Linked DNA regions of Mus musculus: region 1 is linked to region 2. The links are chromatin loops, found by intact Hi-C in ENCODE. Cell type or tissue: left cerebral cortex. All regions are shown on one strand. Links, peaks and the distances in the headings refer to the core of each region. The heading gives the core; the rest is flanking DNA.

Region 1 (7,946 bases), core at 2,515-5,014, 390 kb after region 2:
ATATGAAGCCTAAAACTAAGATTGATCAAATTATGGGCCTAGCCTGGCTAAATGGTGCTAAGAAATTAAGCCAAAACATGTCAAAGATAACTAGACTTTGTGCAGGAATAATCATTTTTTGATGTTTTTCACTTATTCATCTATGTGTCTATGTGCTTATTAGTGTGTGCCTGTGTCCGGGTGAACATGTACACATGCCATGAAGCATTCATGTAGGTCTTGGTCATTCGACAACTTGTGTGACATCTTGTTCTCTTCTTTCACATATAGGCTAGGAAAATTGAACCAAGGTCACCAGGCTTTGCAAAAAAGGCCTCTACTTGCTGAGTAGCCTTGTATGTTCAAAAATAATCATTTCTTAAAAATCTACTTACTTGAAGATTTTAAGTAAATTTAAAATGTATAAATTCATTTTCATATGTGCTAATGTTCATGATGATGTTTCAAAAATAAAGACAAGAAACTTTCCAAATTTATAAAATTTCTAATTTTGTCCCCCCACCCCTCCTGGTGCGTGTGCATTTGTGTGTGTGTGTGTGTGTGTGTGTGTGTGTGTGTGGTTGTGTGTGCGCGTGTGTGTGTGTGACACAAATGATGGGGAGGCATTTGCTGCACTCACCAGTACATTTACTTCTGTGGAGGAAAGCTTACTTCCGCTATCTTTGTCTCTCTTATCCACTTTATATTTTTGAAACAAGGTTTTGTTTGAATCTAGACCTCATAGTTCATTCAAGACTAGCTTGACTTAGAACTGCAGGATCCCCTGCCCCTGCCCCTTCCCATTCCCCATTCCTATAATTATAGTCACCAAGGCAAATTTTAAGTAGATGCTAGAATCCAAACTCATGTGCTTGCATTGGCATGGATCTCTTTCCAATCCATTTACTTTTGTTCTTTAGCATCACTCATTGCAGCCTTAACTCAGCAGGTATAAACTGCAAAGGCTAAGAGTTGAGCAAGTTAAAAATAAGAACTACTGGGGTACAGAGCTAAACAAAGAATTTTTAACTGAGGAATACCAAATGGCTGAGAAGCACCTAAAAAAAAAATGCCCAACATCATTAATCATCATGGAAACGCAAATCAAAACAAATCTGCGATTTCACTTCATACCAGTCAGAATGGCTAAGATAAAAAACTCAGGTGACAGTAGATACTGGCGAGGATGTGGAGAAAGAGGAACACCTCTCCATTGCTAGTGGGATTGCAAGCTGGTACAATCACTCTGGAAATCGGTTTGGCAGTTCCTCAGAAAATTGGACATAGTACTACTGGAAGATCCAGCAATACCACTCCTGGGCATATATCAGGAGATGCTTCAATTTGTAATAAGGACAAATACTCCACTATGTTCACTGCAGCCTTATTTATAATAGCCAAAAGCTGGAAAGAACCCAGATGTCCCTCAACAGAGGAACTGATACAGAAAATGTGGTACATTTACATAATAGAGTACTACTCAGCTATTGAAAACAATGAATGTATGAAATTCTTAGACAAATGGATGTACCTGGAGGTTTCTAAGTGAGGTGAGGTAACCCAATCACAAAGAACACATATGATATGCACTCACTGATAAGTGGATATTAGTCCAGAAACTTAGAATACCCAAGATACAATTTGTAAACCACATGAAATTCATGAAGAAGGAAGACTAAAGTGCGGATACTTTGATCCTTCTTAGAAAGGGGAACACAATATCCATGGTGGGAGTTACAGAGATAAAGTTCTGAGCAGAGACTTAAGGAATGACCATCCAGAGACTGCCCCACCTGGGGATCCATACCATAAACAACCACCAAACCCAGACACTATTGCAGATGCCAAAAAGAGCTTGCTGACAGGAGCCTGATAAAGCTGATTCCTGAGAGGCTCTGCCAGTACCTGATAAATACAGAAGTGGATGTTCACAGTCATCCATTGGACAGAGCAAAGGCTCCCCAATGAAGGAGCTAGAGAAAGTACCCAAGGAACTGAAGGGGTTTGTAGTGCCATAGGAGGAACAATATGAACTAACCAGTACCCCCAGAGCTTCCTGGGACTAAACCACCAATCAAAGAAAACACTTGGTGGGATTCATGGCTCTAGCTGCATATGTAGCAGAGAATGGCCTAGTCAGTCATCAATAGGAGGAGAGGCCCTTGGTGCTGTGAAGGTTCTATGCCCCAGTATAGGAGAATGCCAGGGTTAGGAAGTGGGAGTGGGTGGGTTGGGGATCAGGGGGTGGGGAAAGGGATAGGGAAATTTTGGAGGGGAAGCTAGGAAAGGAGATAACATTTGAAATGTAAATAAAGAAAATATCTAATAAAAAAGAAAGAAAAATGAAAAAGTAGAATATGTTTATATAGTTCATATATGTGTATATATATGAACTACACCAGAACTTTAAAACTGAAAGGATAACCAACCATTTTCAGGCGATCTTTCAGGCCACTTGTTGATGGTTGAGAGTCTGTGGAAGATGCTGTCTGGTTTTCTCTCAGAAGGAGACTTTTTTCCGGGTCCTGGAAAGCTGTCAAAGCAGCCAGTAGAAGAGCACTCGGTCAAAGGCCCAATTCCTTGTACATTTACTGCAGAGCTGCTGTGCTGTGTTCCCATGTAAAGCTCTGATCTGTTCGTCTCTAAATCTTCATTACTCCTAAGGAGATTGTAAACAGTAAGCTTGAAAGCTGCTACTTTCCTTTCGCTGAAGGTCTATTAATTTGCTTGCATTTTAACAATACTGCCACAAGGCTAAATGAAATGCCCATGGAAATGGCATGTGTTAAAGGTGTATTTGTGTGTGTGTGTGTCAGTTCATGTAACTCAAGAGGTATTGCAAATATGAAACTAGATGTTTAAAGGAAAGGGGATAGGTACAATGATGTGTACCCTGACAGATAAGATTCTGCTTGTCTAGACTGGATAGACTTATTTTCTTCATGATGTTATTGGAATATTTAATTAAAAATATAAAGAGTAACATAAAATACTAGATGTTCACTTTATTGTTTAAAAGTATTTCTTATTTGAAAATATGTTATACCATCTTATTAAAGATATATATTTTATAAACTATAATGAAACACATAGCAACATGTGGAATTTTGCCCTCTTCAAATCTTTGTAGTAATTTTCTATACCAGAATTTTTGAAACACTGGGTCCCTTGTCCTTATATGGAATTGAGGCCTCATGAGTCTTTTTTTTTTCCATGAGAACATATGGACAGTTAATTGTTGCAAAAGAGAATGAATCTTCTTTTGTGGTTGCTTCAGTTCCATGTAAGTTCTTCATCTTTCTGTGAGTGAGACTTCACCCAAGTTCTTGTAATTTACTCTGGTTCAACTCACTAGCTCACAAAGCTAAGTGTGTAAAATAGTCTTCTCTGTAACATCAGCACAGAAAAACAATATTCATGTCTTCCAAGCAAGAATTCACTCAACATTCACAGACAAGTTAATAGATTTTTACAAATATCATCTTTGAAAATATTTGCCTCATCCTATGTTATCCTCTTGTTTTAGGTTAGTATCATTCAACATTTGGCACTGGAGAATAACTCATAAAAACTTAAAGGGTGAATGTAATACTTGAGTTGGTAATCAAACGAACCAAAGAAGTATATGACGCATTTACATCATTACATCATTACCAAAGCAGCAAGGGTGGTTACCAATCTATCATTTATACATATTCACAATTAATAATTTTAAACTATTTTGTGGTCTAGGTTTTCTTTTATTCCCATATTAATGTTTCCCTGTACCACAATATGTCTGTATGGAGAGTATAGAGACTAAGGATATTTTGTGTGTCCAGGCTCCCTCTAGTGGTCAAAAGGTCACTGCACATAAAAAGTCATTTATCAACTACCAGATTATGCCTAGGGAAGTAGGGGTATGTGTACCCTTGGTTTTAAGCTATGTTATGTAAAAGCCAATTTAACATTCAGTATTTGTATTTGTGAAAATTTTTACAATAAGATTTATGTCAATATCCCTGTCTTAATTACAAAGTTTCAAATATACTCAGATGAAAATATATTTGATTTACTATATGAAAATAAAGGAGAAGAGGAGGGGGAAAGGGGAGGGACTCTGTAAGGGAGTACAGGGAGGGGAAATAGTTTGAGATATAAATAAATAAATTAATTAGTTAAAAAGAAAGACAAAAATATTAAAACAAAAATATTGCATATAATAAGCAGAAAATATTGTAATCTGTAATAGAGTGATAAAAATGAAGTCAATATTATATTATTTCCAAAATTAATAATATTAATTAACATTGACAATTAACCTTCATAAAAAGTATTTTTGCTAACAATTAGTATTTAGAGAACAATTATTGAACCTACTATGCTTTCCACATATACGTTTTTTAACTTACTTGTTTAAGTAATATTGAACTGATTTTCTAATGCTCAATTCTTCATAGTAGAGGTACTTATAGCGTTCCAGTTCTAATACCCGCAATGCCCTGCTAACTTTCAGTTTAGAGAGTGTCGACTTAAGGCTTCTAATTTTGGTTTCCATTGCATTGATTGTTGAAGTTGTATAGCTCTCCTTTAAGAATTCTGAGCATGGTTTACCTGTTGCTTGTGCCTGGAACATGAAAAGCGTGCATGTCAAGAAGCAATCACACACAGCTACTGCGGGTGTTTGACGACGGTAGTTTTACGTTGGTTAGATTTCAAATATAACGTAAGAGATGCTAGAATACCAAGTATTCATCAATATTAATTGTATTGCACCAGCACAAAATTTGACTTTCTCAATTCTTTATGAGAGGTACTGGGCTTAAAACCAGATCTTCCCATATGCTAGGGAACCATTGTAGGGCCTGTATTTATAAAAGAAATAGCTATAGATAATTCAAACGCTTAGTGGACACTTCCTTTAGTGGAAGCTCATGGACCTCAAAGATACTGACTGGGAATTATAGAGGAATGAAGGATGGAGGAAGGAACCGTAGCTGTGTAGCAGTTGAAATTTAAATTTACTTATCATATAAGCTAAAAAAATCTATGAAACACATAAGAACCAACCCTCACTATGTGAAAATATGGGTTGCTAGTTTATACACTATCCACATATAAATTATAAAAAATTCAGTGCAAATTACTTACACTGGGATCAAATACAGATACCACTGTTAATCTGTGTTGTAAAAAGGACCCTGGAAGTTAGAATTCAGAAAACATTATACATATACACAAACAGATAGACAGATAATGAGGCCCAAGTGTGCATTGAACAATAATAGTTAAAGAAGGCTACCAACTTAAGGGAGGATGGGAGAGGTTTGAGGTAGGTGTTGTTATGAGGGGAAGGAGGAATGTAGAAGAGGGAGAGAGTGATATGATTATTTCATTAAAGGTTAGGTTAACACAAAGACACAGACAAAGGTTATATGACTGAAATAGTCAAGAGAACCTTCTAAAATAGATAGCTTGGAAACAGGATGAGAAATTATTCAATTACTCAGACCCAGATAATTCCTTAGGTAAAGGAAGAACTAGATTCTCTATGCATAACAGAAAACCCCAAGAATGATTTTAATACTGAAGGCTAATTCTATCACATGACCTCATAGCCTGAACAGTTCCTTCTTACTTTTCCCTTCATATCACCTTGTACTGTTTTGTTTGGAGTAGTAGAGAAAGTGTGTGAGCAAATAATTGAGCAGGTAAATTGTAAATGTCATCATTTAAAATGGAGTCTCTATATGCAGCGGAATTATATCTGAGGTATATACTCTAGTAGCTATTACCTAGGTAGGGGGACCTTGTAATGCATGGTAAGGTGGTTTAAAGATTTTATCTGTTTTACGTAAATGTGGGGGAGGCAGGCAATGGTACCTTTCAAGGCCAGAAGAAGGTGTGGGATCTTTTGGAGTCAGAATTACAGGTAGTTTTGAGCTACACAACATAGGTTCTGAGAACTAAACTCAAAAGACTAGTGAGCACGCTGAACTACTGCAGAATCTTCGGTTTGTAAAAGAACTCAACATCAGGGCTGGAGAGTTGGTTCAGAGTTAATGAGCATTATGCTACTTACTGACTTGAAATATCTTTAATTTTCAACATATTATTTTATGACTAGAGTTTTGGTTATACAAGTTTTAAAGCCTTTAATTCTTGAATTTTCACTAAATAACACCCAAAATGATCTTCCTCATATCAAAGGAAATAACCCCAAAAATTCATAAGTAGTGCCATGTAAAATTAAAATACGACAGAAAAACTGGAATTCTGGCGAACTACAAAATTGAAAAAATAAAAATTGTGTAGAATTGACAAAGATCACCCTCCCCCATTTTGTGGACTGCCTTAGGGGAAAAAATGGAAAGGTGAGAATGAAGTCAGATGGCTGTCAACACTAAGTTAAACAATATCCCTATTTCATAGCACTGACCCCTTGAGTTTGGTAGCCATATTGTGGAGAAGCTAGGCAACAAAGAGAGTCTAGGCTTTGAAGTAGAGCTGCTTTCTCTAATTGAGTTCCAGCTAATAGTTGTCAGCAATGTCTAGAGAAACTAGATCAAAAACAACAAAAAAGCATAAAGATGTTGGAACTACTGTAGGAGATTTTTATGCCCAGTTTCCTTCAACTGAAATTTCTTAAATGTAAGCAACTTTGTCTCTAGAATATTATTTCTAGTTGGAACATGGGGAAGAATGGAAGATATTATTTGCAGTACTATAACAGAAAATCAAAAGTGTTTGCTGGTTGGGAAAGAGCCTAGCGCTCACAGTTTCTCAAAAGGTTATGTAATGTTATCACATAACAATCTCACCAATAAGTACCAAGAAAAAGAAAAAAAAATGAGAATGTGTATAGTCTTGTGCATACCAGTATCACAAATATGTTGTAAGCGAAAACAATATCTAATGGGTCATTAAATAAAATGTATGACATAAGAGAACATTAGCAATAATAAGAAATATAGCAGTAATACCTACTACAAAAGGAATGGACTTTGAAAACATCATGTTAAGTAAAAGAAGCCAATATGATTATTTGCTTCAGTTGTCGAGAAATAGGTAAGTCTGTAGAGAAAACATAGTTTGATATCTCCCTAAGACTGAGTAGGAGAGGGTTATGTCATGGGGGAAAAGCATGAAATGTATTTTGAAAATAAAAATAGTTATAAAATTATGATTATGCTAGAGCTATAAATATATTAAAAGCCATTAAATTTTACAATTGAAATATTACATATAATGGACAATAATTATATATCAATAAATTGATCTGAAATGTCTTTATAGTCATACCTTAGGTTTATGTACTGCTTGTCTTTAAAATCTGGAGAGATAGCAAGTCACAAGAGAATCAAAGAATAGAGTTTTTAAAAAGTTTTATGCTTCCTATTATATCAAGTCTCTCACACTGCTTAAACATATTTATTTATGTGCTAAAAGTATAGAGAGATTTGTATTTTTCTCAATTAGATTAATTTTGGGCCCCAAATTGAACCGTACCATGCATCCTGGCACTGTAGCTGGAGTACTCATTTCAAGTGAGCAGGTTTCAAAATCCCCATGAGAACCACAGTCTCCAATATCATGTCTGTGATCTGTCATCTTAAAGGATTTCCCAATTCTGTTAATATGTAATGAACAAATATAAGTTAACAATAACTGATAATAACTGCTAACAGAACATATTTATAATAATATATTTTATCATAAAAACTATGTCTGGAAATTGTATACCTCTTATTTAATTGTAGCTAATTTCCCCTCAATGGATTCTAATTAAGAATAATTAGAATTATCTTATGCAAATAATCATATCATATGCAAATGATATAACATGAATCAGTATATTTTGTGTAACAGTGAAGTGACAGGTATTACGGTTTGAAGCGGTGTGCACATATATAACATTAAGTCCTCACCATCTGTCACCAGAGGTCAGTTCAAAGTATGAAAAGAAAAAATTATACACAAGTGATACA
Region 2 (7,946 bases), core at 2,755-5,254:
CAGTGCTAAATTTTTACTATATCACAACTTGTAAAACAAGTAGTAACATTGTAGGTAGTTCCCTTAAGAATGAATCACAGCATTACAGTGTGATACTATCATGTTTGTGATAAATCAAACTCTAGTAATTTCTAATAAAGGACTTAGGCAAAATTAATGGGAACATCCAATATGTGTTAAACAAATATCCATATGATTGACTGTATTTTGAGTTAATCATTCAGAAATACTACATGTTCTATCCTCATGAGTAGATTTGAAGTCATTTATCAGCTTATGAAAGCCACCTCTTTATTTTTAAGTATGGGCTCAAGGAATATAAACCTAGGAGCCTCAACATTTTGTGAGATAATATCTTTCTCCCCAGTTTTCTTATATAAATAGCCACTAACTTGTGGTTACAGTATTCAGCTCTAACTCATTAGTTTTTATGTTCTTTAAAATTATTTTTCTCTATCTGACCCTTTTCTTTTAGAAGCCAGGGAAGTAGTGACATCAACTTCTCCTGGGACTAACCTCAAACACGATAATGAAGGCCAATCGAGCAGCCAGGATGTGCCAGTACTGTAAGGTGAATTCATAGGGTTTGGAACTCCAAGGTGGGCCTCTATAGTCTCGGTACCTGCAATCCACCAAAACAGACAGCATGAAGGGAGCAGAGCATTCTTGATTTACCCAGCCCCCCAGAATGTTAAATGCTTTTATACATGTAGAGAGGACGAGATGAGGTGGCCAAAGCAAGCAGGGAAGATAAATACATTGTAGGTAAGTACCTGCAGTAACCAGATTTTCCCATACCAAGTTCACTCAGGTCAAAGAAGGATAAGCTATTGTTGACATAGCCCTTTAGGCAACTAGGAGAAAATAACAGGATTGCATGAGTCATAAATTAATACATTTCTGAAATACCTTCTTCTTTACAAGAGACAGAATTTATTTTTTTATATTTTTTTATTATGTATTTTCCTCATTTACATTTCCAATGCTATCCCAAAAGTCCCCCATACCCTCCCCCCCCACTCCCCTATCCACCATTACCACTTTTTGGCCCTGGCATTCCCCTGTACTGGGGCATATAAAGTTTGTATGTACAATGGGCCTCTCTTTCCAGTGATGGCCTACTAGGCCATCTTTTGATACATATGCAGCTAGAGTCAAGAGCTCCGGGGTACTGGTTAGTTCATAATGTTGTTCCACCTATAGGGTTTCAGATCCCTTTAGCTCCTTGGGTACTTTCTCTAGCTCCTCCATTGGGGGCCCTGTGATCCATCCAATAGCTGACTGTGAGCACCCACATCTGTGTTTGTTAGGCCCCGGCATAGAAGAGAGAATTTAAATAATACCATTGTTCCTCCTGTTCTAACTACTCAGAACTCTTAGTTCAATCTTCCCCGACTTCTTGTCCTGTCATTTCTTCTCAGTACTATCCCCATTGATTTTTATTTTATTATTATTATATTTTAAAGATTTATTTATTTATTATATGTAAGTACACTGAAGCTGTCTTAGACACTCCAGAAGAGGGAGTCAGATCTCCTTACGGATGGTTGTGAGCCACCATGTGGTTGCTGGGATTTGAACTCTGGACCTTCGGAAGAGCAGTTGGGTGCTCTTATCCACTGAGCCATTTCACCAGCCCCCGATTTTTAGTTTATTTAAAACAAAATAAAACAAATAAAAGACCTTTGTGGTTTCTGTACATAAGGCATCCTGTTACTTGTGCATTTAAACTCAGTAAGTCTTTTATAAACTCACATGCATGCAACACAATTGGCTGATTGTAATACCTATTTATCACCTATTCACGTATTTAATATGTTTATTGTGCACCTACACTTTGTTATAAAATATCTCAGTGCTTTATACTCAATAGTGAACAAAACCGGTATTTATATACAGTGAAGTTGCTGTTGTCCATAAAGAAAGATTATTATTAAACACGTATGGTGGCACATGCTGTCAATCCCAGCACTCATGAGGCAGTCAGATCTGTGAGTTCCAGGTCAGACTGGTCTACAGAGAGAGTTCCAGGACAGTCAAGGCTGCACAAAGAAGCCCTGTCTCAAAAACAAACAAAATAAAAACACAAAAGAAGGGAAGAAAGGAAAGAAGGAAGGAAGGAAGGAAGGAAGGAAGGAAGGAAGGAAGGAAGGAAGGAAGAAAGGAAGGAAGGAAGGAAGGAAAGATAGCAGTGATGTTTGCAGGAAGATGAATTCAACTGGAAATAATCATACTGAATAACTGAGTCTGTCCCAGAAAGACAATTATGACATGCTTTCTCTCAAGTGTATTTTTAGATTTTAGAGAGATACATAAAATTATGTATGCAACTATGATATAAAAATTGAAGTCAAACCATTTAGACATACAGTGGGGATTATTGAGAGGGGAGCAGCATATGAGACTATGAGGGGAATACACTCAAAGGATGCTTGCAGACCACATGCTGAGAAACACTCCTAGGAAAAATGGTTTCTAAAACCTGGTGGCAAGTACATGCCTACCACATTGTTAAGTTTGCAATGTTAATCACAATCCAACAATAATTCACCGTTTTCCTTGTTGATTCTGATTTTTTGTAACATCACCAAAGTGTTTTCTTCTTAATACTTTTCTCTCCTACTCGCTTGTCTCTTCATGATTTGCTCTGAAATTTTCTAACCTGAATAGAATTTCAATTTAATTGCTAAATATACTTAAAATATTATTAAGTAATTGGGTGTCTCTCTTTATAGGTGATGTCTAAGTCACAAAAGACTTGTATTGTTTTGCCTGAAATTGCCCTAATCCCTTGGTCGCTGAATAAAGAGATCTTAGGAATGTTGGGTTCTGAAAAGTTAAGCTCAGTTAGTAGGATTTTCATCCACCAGTAGGTGGCAATAGAATCACTAGTAAGTAGTTCATCTAAGAAAGACACCAGACACTATTTCTCCACATTTCATACTCATACCACATTTCATACCGTAATTCAAAGGGTGAGAGGTGGCTGAACTATACTTTTCAAATGTTTAAATATGCTTCTAGCCCATTCTGCATTAACAAAACGGCACCATTTTGGTTTTTCACTATCGGTATTGAAACAACCTTATATTTACATCTTTATTCTCAGACACCATTTCATAATCACACACCCTGCGAACCCTTACTGTCATGAATTAATCATGTCATACAGATGATGTATATTAACAAATGACAAAGTTAGTTAAACTCAAATTTTAGGTGTCTAACTGTGAATTCCTTTAAAGCTCTTAATGACTTTAAAATCTGTTTAAGAAATCAGTAGTAAGATGTTTTTCACTCTTAAAAAGAAAGTGGATATTAGCCCAGAAACTTAGGATACCCAAGATATAAGATACAATTTGCTAAACACATGAAACTCAAGAAGAACGAAGACCAAAGTGTGGACACTTTGCCCCTTCTTAGAAATGGAAACAAAACACCCATGGAAGGAGTTACAGAAACAAAATTTGGAGCTGTAACAAAAGGATGGACCATCTAGTGATTGCCATATCCATGGATCCATCCCATAATCAGCCTCCAAACGCTGACACCATTGCATACACTAGCAAAATTTTTCTGAAAGGACCCAGATATAGCTGTCTCTTGTGAGACTATGCTGGGGCCTAGCAAACACAGAAGTGGATGCTCACAGTCAGCTATTGGATGGATCACAGGGCCCCCAATGGAGGAGCTAGAGAAAGTAGCCAAGGAGCTAAAGGGAACTGCAACCCTATAGGTGGAACAACATTATGAACTAACCAGTACCCCGGAGCTCTTGACTCTAGCTGCATATGTATCAAAAGATGGCCTAGTAGGCCATCACTGGAAAGAGAGGCCTATTGGACTTGCAAACTTTATATGCCCCAGTACAGGGGAATGCCAGGGCCAAAAAGGGGGAGTGGGTGGGTAGGCGAGTGAGCAGGTCGGTATGGGGGACTTTTGGGATAGCATTTGAAATGTAAATGAGAAAAATACCTAATAAAAATTAAAAAAAAGAAGAGATACTTGTCACCAAGTGTTTTTCCAGTGTCCTCAGTAAACACCAGTTTGCCAATAGTTAATTAAGGGTCAAAGCAAAGCGCCTCCCCTTGTAGCTCATGACCTTTGTCAATGCCTACTGCTTTTCCTGATAATCCCCCCTCCCACTCTTTTGCCTTATGTTACAGATTTTACATCTAAGGCTGCACCTGCAAAGCTTTTAAGGGGGCCCTCAGTCCTCTATAGTTAATTCTCACATGCATTGTTCCCCAATACCTATCCAAGTGAAAAGTCTGAAATGACAAATATTGTCTAAAGTGATTGTCTGAATCCAGTTATTTCGGCTCCTGGGAGACAACAGGCAAAGTGTAGAGATAACTATTGTAATCAGAATGTATGGACTGAGGTAACTGTAATGATATCAGCTCGTCAGAGACTACACATGCTGCTTAGCCTCCTGGAATGGGTAAAACAACCATCTTCCTGACTGGAAAGAATTACTTGAATTAAAATGCCAATAGCAAAACCAACCAAAAGCAAAGCAGAGCAGAGCAGAGCAGAGCAGAGCAGAGCAGAGCAGAGCAGAGCAGAGCAGAGCAGAGCAGAGCAGAGCAGAGCAGAGCAGAACAAAGCAACAACCAAACAACCAAACAAAGGAAACACTGCAGAGGTTGAGAAGCTGTCCTGCTTTGAAATGTGTATTTCAACTTTAGATGAAAACGCACAATAGCCACATACAACGAGGCAATTCTGCATCAGTCATCAGTCAGACCCCTAGCACTCTATGCTTTAAAAAAAATGCTAGGACTGAAGATTGCAGACTTTTCAGGCTCTATTTCTCACTTTTTACTCTCTTTGTTTCTTTTCTTATCAGTTTCACCTTCTATCTGCATAGCAACGACACCTTGTCCCCTTGCTTGAAGAGTTTACATTTTATTCAGGATCTAGAGCTGGGTCTTTCTAGAAGCATTAGAATTTTCTTAGCATTTTGACACATTTCCCAAGTAAAAACCGACTCTGAAATGAGTTGCTGTAGAAAGCACTTTCTGTTCTTAGCTCCAATTGCTTTCATCTAATAAACACACTATAAATACAATGATCAGAAACATTACTTTTTAATGGTCACAGAACAAACCTCCCAGTTGTCCATTAACTGCAACGATAAAATAGACCAGAATAAAAGGAGTCAAATTTCAATCTTACTTTTCATTCTGCTTCACATGATTTGCACAAGGGCCATATTTGTATTCATAGACAAAACGTGGGATGTAATCAGATGTAATAGCAATTACAAATGCATTGGTGATCACAGCCAATATGCCAATTCCCTCAAGAATTCCAAGCCAGATACCTGGTAGAAGAAAAAAAAAGATTAAAGTGAGTGAATAAAAAGTGTGCAAGATGAAAGCTCTCTAGTTAATTTTACTTTGCAAAAAAATATTCTATTTATTTTGAGCCATATTTCTATATACCGTTTACTTGTTTTTCCCTAAAAGGTTATATTGCATTGTGTGTGTGTGTGTGTGTGTGTGTGTGTGTGTGCTCATGCACTTGCACATCAAGCAGAAGAAAGTATCAGATTGCCTAGTGAGTCACCCAGTGTTCATGATGAAGACTGAGCTCTGGTCCTTGGGAATAGTAGCAATTGATCTTAATTGATGGGCCGTCTCTCCAGCCCCTTGTTATCTTTTTACTAATAAGTGATGTTGCAAATACTATTTTTCAAAAAGGAAAATTGAGACTTACCTATGTCAGTGGCTCGGGCTGGCAGAGGCCTCCTCCACTGGGTCACAAATTTATATGCATCCAATCTGATTTCTATGATATTGTTTAACAAAGCCAATAGAGGGGCCAGGGGAAAAGCAGCAACAAAGATGGTAGTGAATCCAAATTGCAAAACTGTAAAACAAGAGCAGTAGGAAGTTATGGATGTACTCAGTAATATCCACTGAGTGCCTCACTGCACCAACTGGGAGCACTGGATGAATTACCTTAAATTATTGCAGTAGCTCTACCTAGGAAATATTCTTGGTTTTATAGTTGAAGAAACTTTAGTTTCTAGGCCATAGGTAAACTTGTTGAAAGATTAGATGGATAGAAAATGTTCAAAAAGCTGTCCTTCATCTAAGAAATGGGCATATTTAATGAATACTCTCCAACCCCATACCCCTTTATAATATGAGAAGGAAGGGGAAAGAGACAAACAGAAAGGGAGGAAGAGAAGGAGGAAGAAACGGGGGGGGGGAGTATTAAAAGATAGGCAGAGGAGCATTTCCTTAAGCAAATTGCTTGGCTCTGGCGAGGTACCAAAAGACCTCCAGCGCACTACCCCATCTTCTCTTTTTATAAGATGAGGATACTGAAGGACTGAGTGTAATAAAGTCCACAACTGGACTGGGAATCCATATTTTCTTAGTGTAAATTAATGACATTACTGCAGAAACTAGGACTCAGACTGGGCTTGAGAAGGTGGAGGTGATGAATGTGGGAGGAATTTGGGGAGCAGGAGGGGTGAATATGACCATACATGTATATACATTGTGTATAATAAAATAGATAAGTAAATGCATAGATAAATAAATAAATAGAAACATTGTTTTAAAATAACCAAACTTTATTTGAGAAGGATTTTATTTTTCTTCATAACAAGATCTAGTTTTTTAAATTTTTATCTAATATGTGCTCAAGATGCTGTTGTGGTGGTACATGCCTGTAATCTTAGCTTTGTGGATACCACAACAGGCAGATTGTGAGTTAAAGACCAGCTTGAGTTGTTTATTCATCATGTTCAAGGTCAGTATTCAATATACAGTAAGACCTTATTTCAAAAAGGAGCTACTAGAGGCTTCATTGTGGCAACAAGTTCATTTTGACTAAATGTCATAGCTTTTTTAAATATAACATAGGTGAAAGCTCATTGTGCCCCAGACCCTTGACAGTGTTAGGACAAATGTTCACTTGTGGTTTAGAATGCTCAGGGCTGGAAAGAGTATTGTCGTTAATATTGTTTTCCTCTTGAACCAAAGCTCATGTGAACTAGGAAAAGCAATACCATGAAGGCCAAATGGTCCTGCAGAAAGTCTCTCCTTACCCATTTCTAAGTACTCGTCCATCAGCCCATGGATGTTCATAGGCTGAAGGTTCCAGTCATTTTCCCATTGTGGTATGGAAGCGTCTTGTATTCCCCTTTTGATTTTGTGTCGTGACCACCAGTTTTGGATTAACCTGCATCAGAGAGCAGACCAAGTACATGTGTCCTGTTACTGAATTATCTGAGGAAAAAATGTATATTTTTATTAAGAAATAACAAATTTCAACTAATCACTAGTTATGTCAAGTATTCCTGGAACTGAAGATAGTAAATGGCTTTAACTCTTGAATAAGTAAAAATTAAGTCTGAACTTTACAACTATAAAGTTGAATTAAAAAGATTTAGCAAAATTCTTATCATTTTAGCGCTTTCTAAGGCCTTCCAAACATCTGGATATTTATTAGGAATCCATTGCCCATAAACTGAGTCATTCCTTGATGTCGATTAGGCTGAATTCATTTCTCCTATCTCTACCTGTAAGAACTCTTATGTTGCCTGTTGTCAAGGTCTGAGCCCCCCATCGCTTACCCTCCATCATTTTGGGGGCTGCTCATGAGGACATGGATGCAATTATGTTCTGTGTGAAATATCAGGCCTAAGTTTTGGTCTCCATTCTGTCCTGCATTGTATGTGAGACTTTGTCAAATAACTTCACTTCTTTGAGCTATATACAGGAACACTAATAAAGGCATTCTGCTACTATAGTTAAGAAGAATTGTCGGGCCATAGCTATGCTTGCATGAGTCATCATCTGGCATCTGGAAACTGAAATAAAAATACTCTTATCTCCAGCCTGGGAATGATACTATGAAGCCTAGATATAGCCTGGTATGCAATGTAAGGGGCTTTTGTATGACAAATGACTTAAGAATATGAG

Evidence for each region. Peaks named below come from ENCODE experiments on the same cell type or tissue, not always from the same donor. Only the 100,000 strongest peaks of a DNase experiment are listed, where the experiment ranks them.
Region 1: a loop joins it to region 2, with 4 times the contacts of the local background. A loop is called at or near these places in 13 of 42 quality-filtered maps.

The regions. Positions count from the first base shown.
Region 1 is chr2:111,054,980-111,062,925 of GRCm38, forward strand. A26c3 (ANKRD26-like family C, member 3) reads right to left here. Exons shown (of 73, transcript NM_001378593.1): 69 at 7,468-7,588; 70 at 4,371-4,585; 71 at 2,409-2,638. Among named protein-coding and RNA genes, the nearest start is that of Ano3, 110 kb to the left of the region's middle. In left cerebral cortex, for the core only: a CTCF peak has its summit at 3,813 (motif pointing left); a DNase peak (open chromatin) is centred at 3,810.
Region 2 is chr2:110,660,651-110,668,596 of GRCm38, forward strand. Ano3 (anoctamin 3) reads right to left here. Exons shown (of 27, transcript NM_001128103.2): 22 at 7,070-7,203; 23 at 5,725-5,877; 24 at 5,182-5,329; 25 at 774-854; 26 at 517-622. Among named protein-coding and RNA genes, the nearest start is that of Gm52522, 18 kb to the left of the region's middle. In left cerebral cortex, for the core only: a CTCF peak has its summit at 2,867 (motif pointing right); DNase peaks (open chromatin) are centred at 2,871 and 4,241.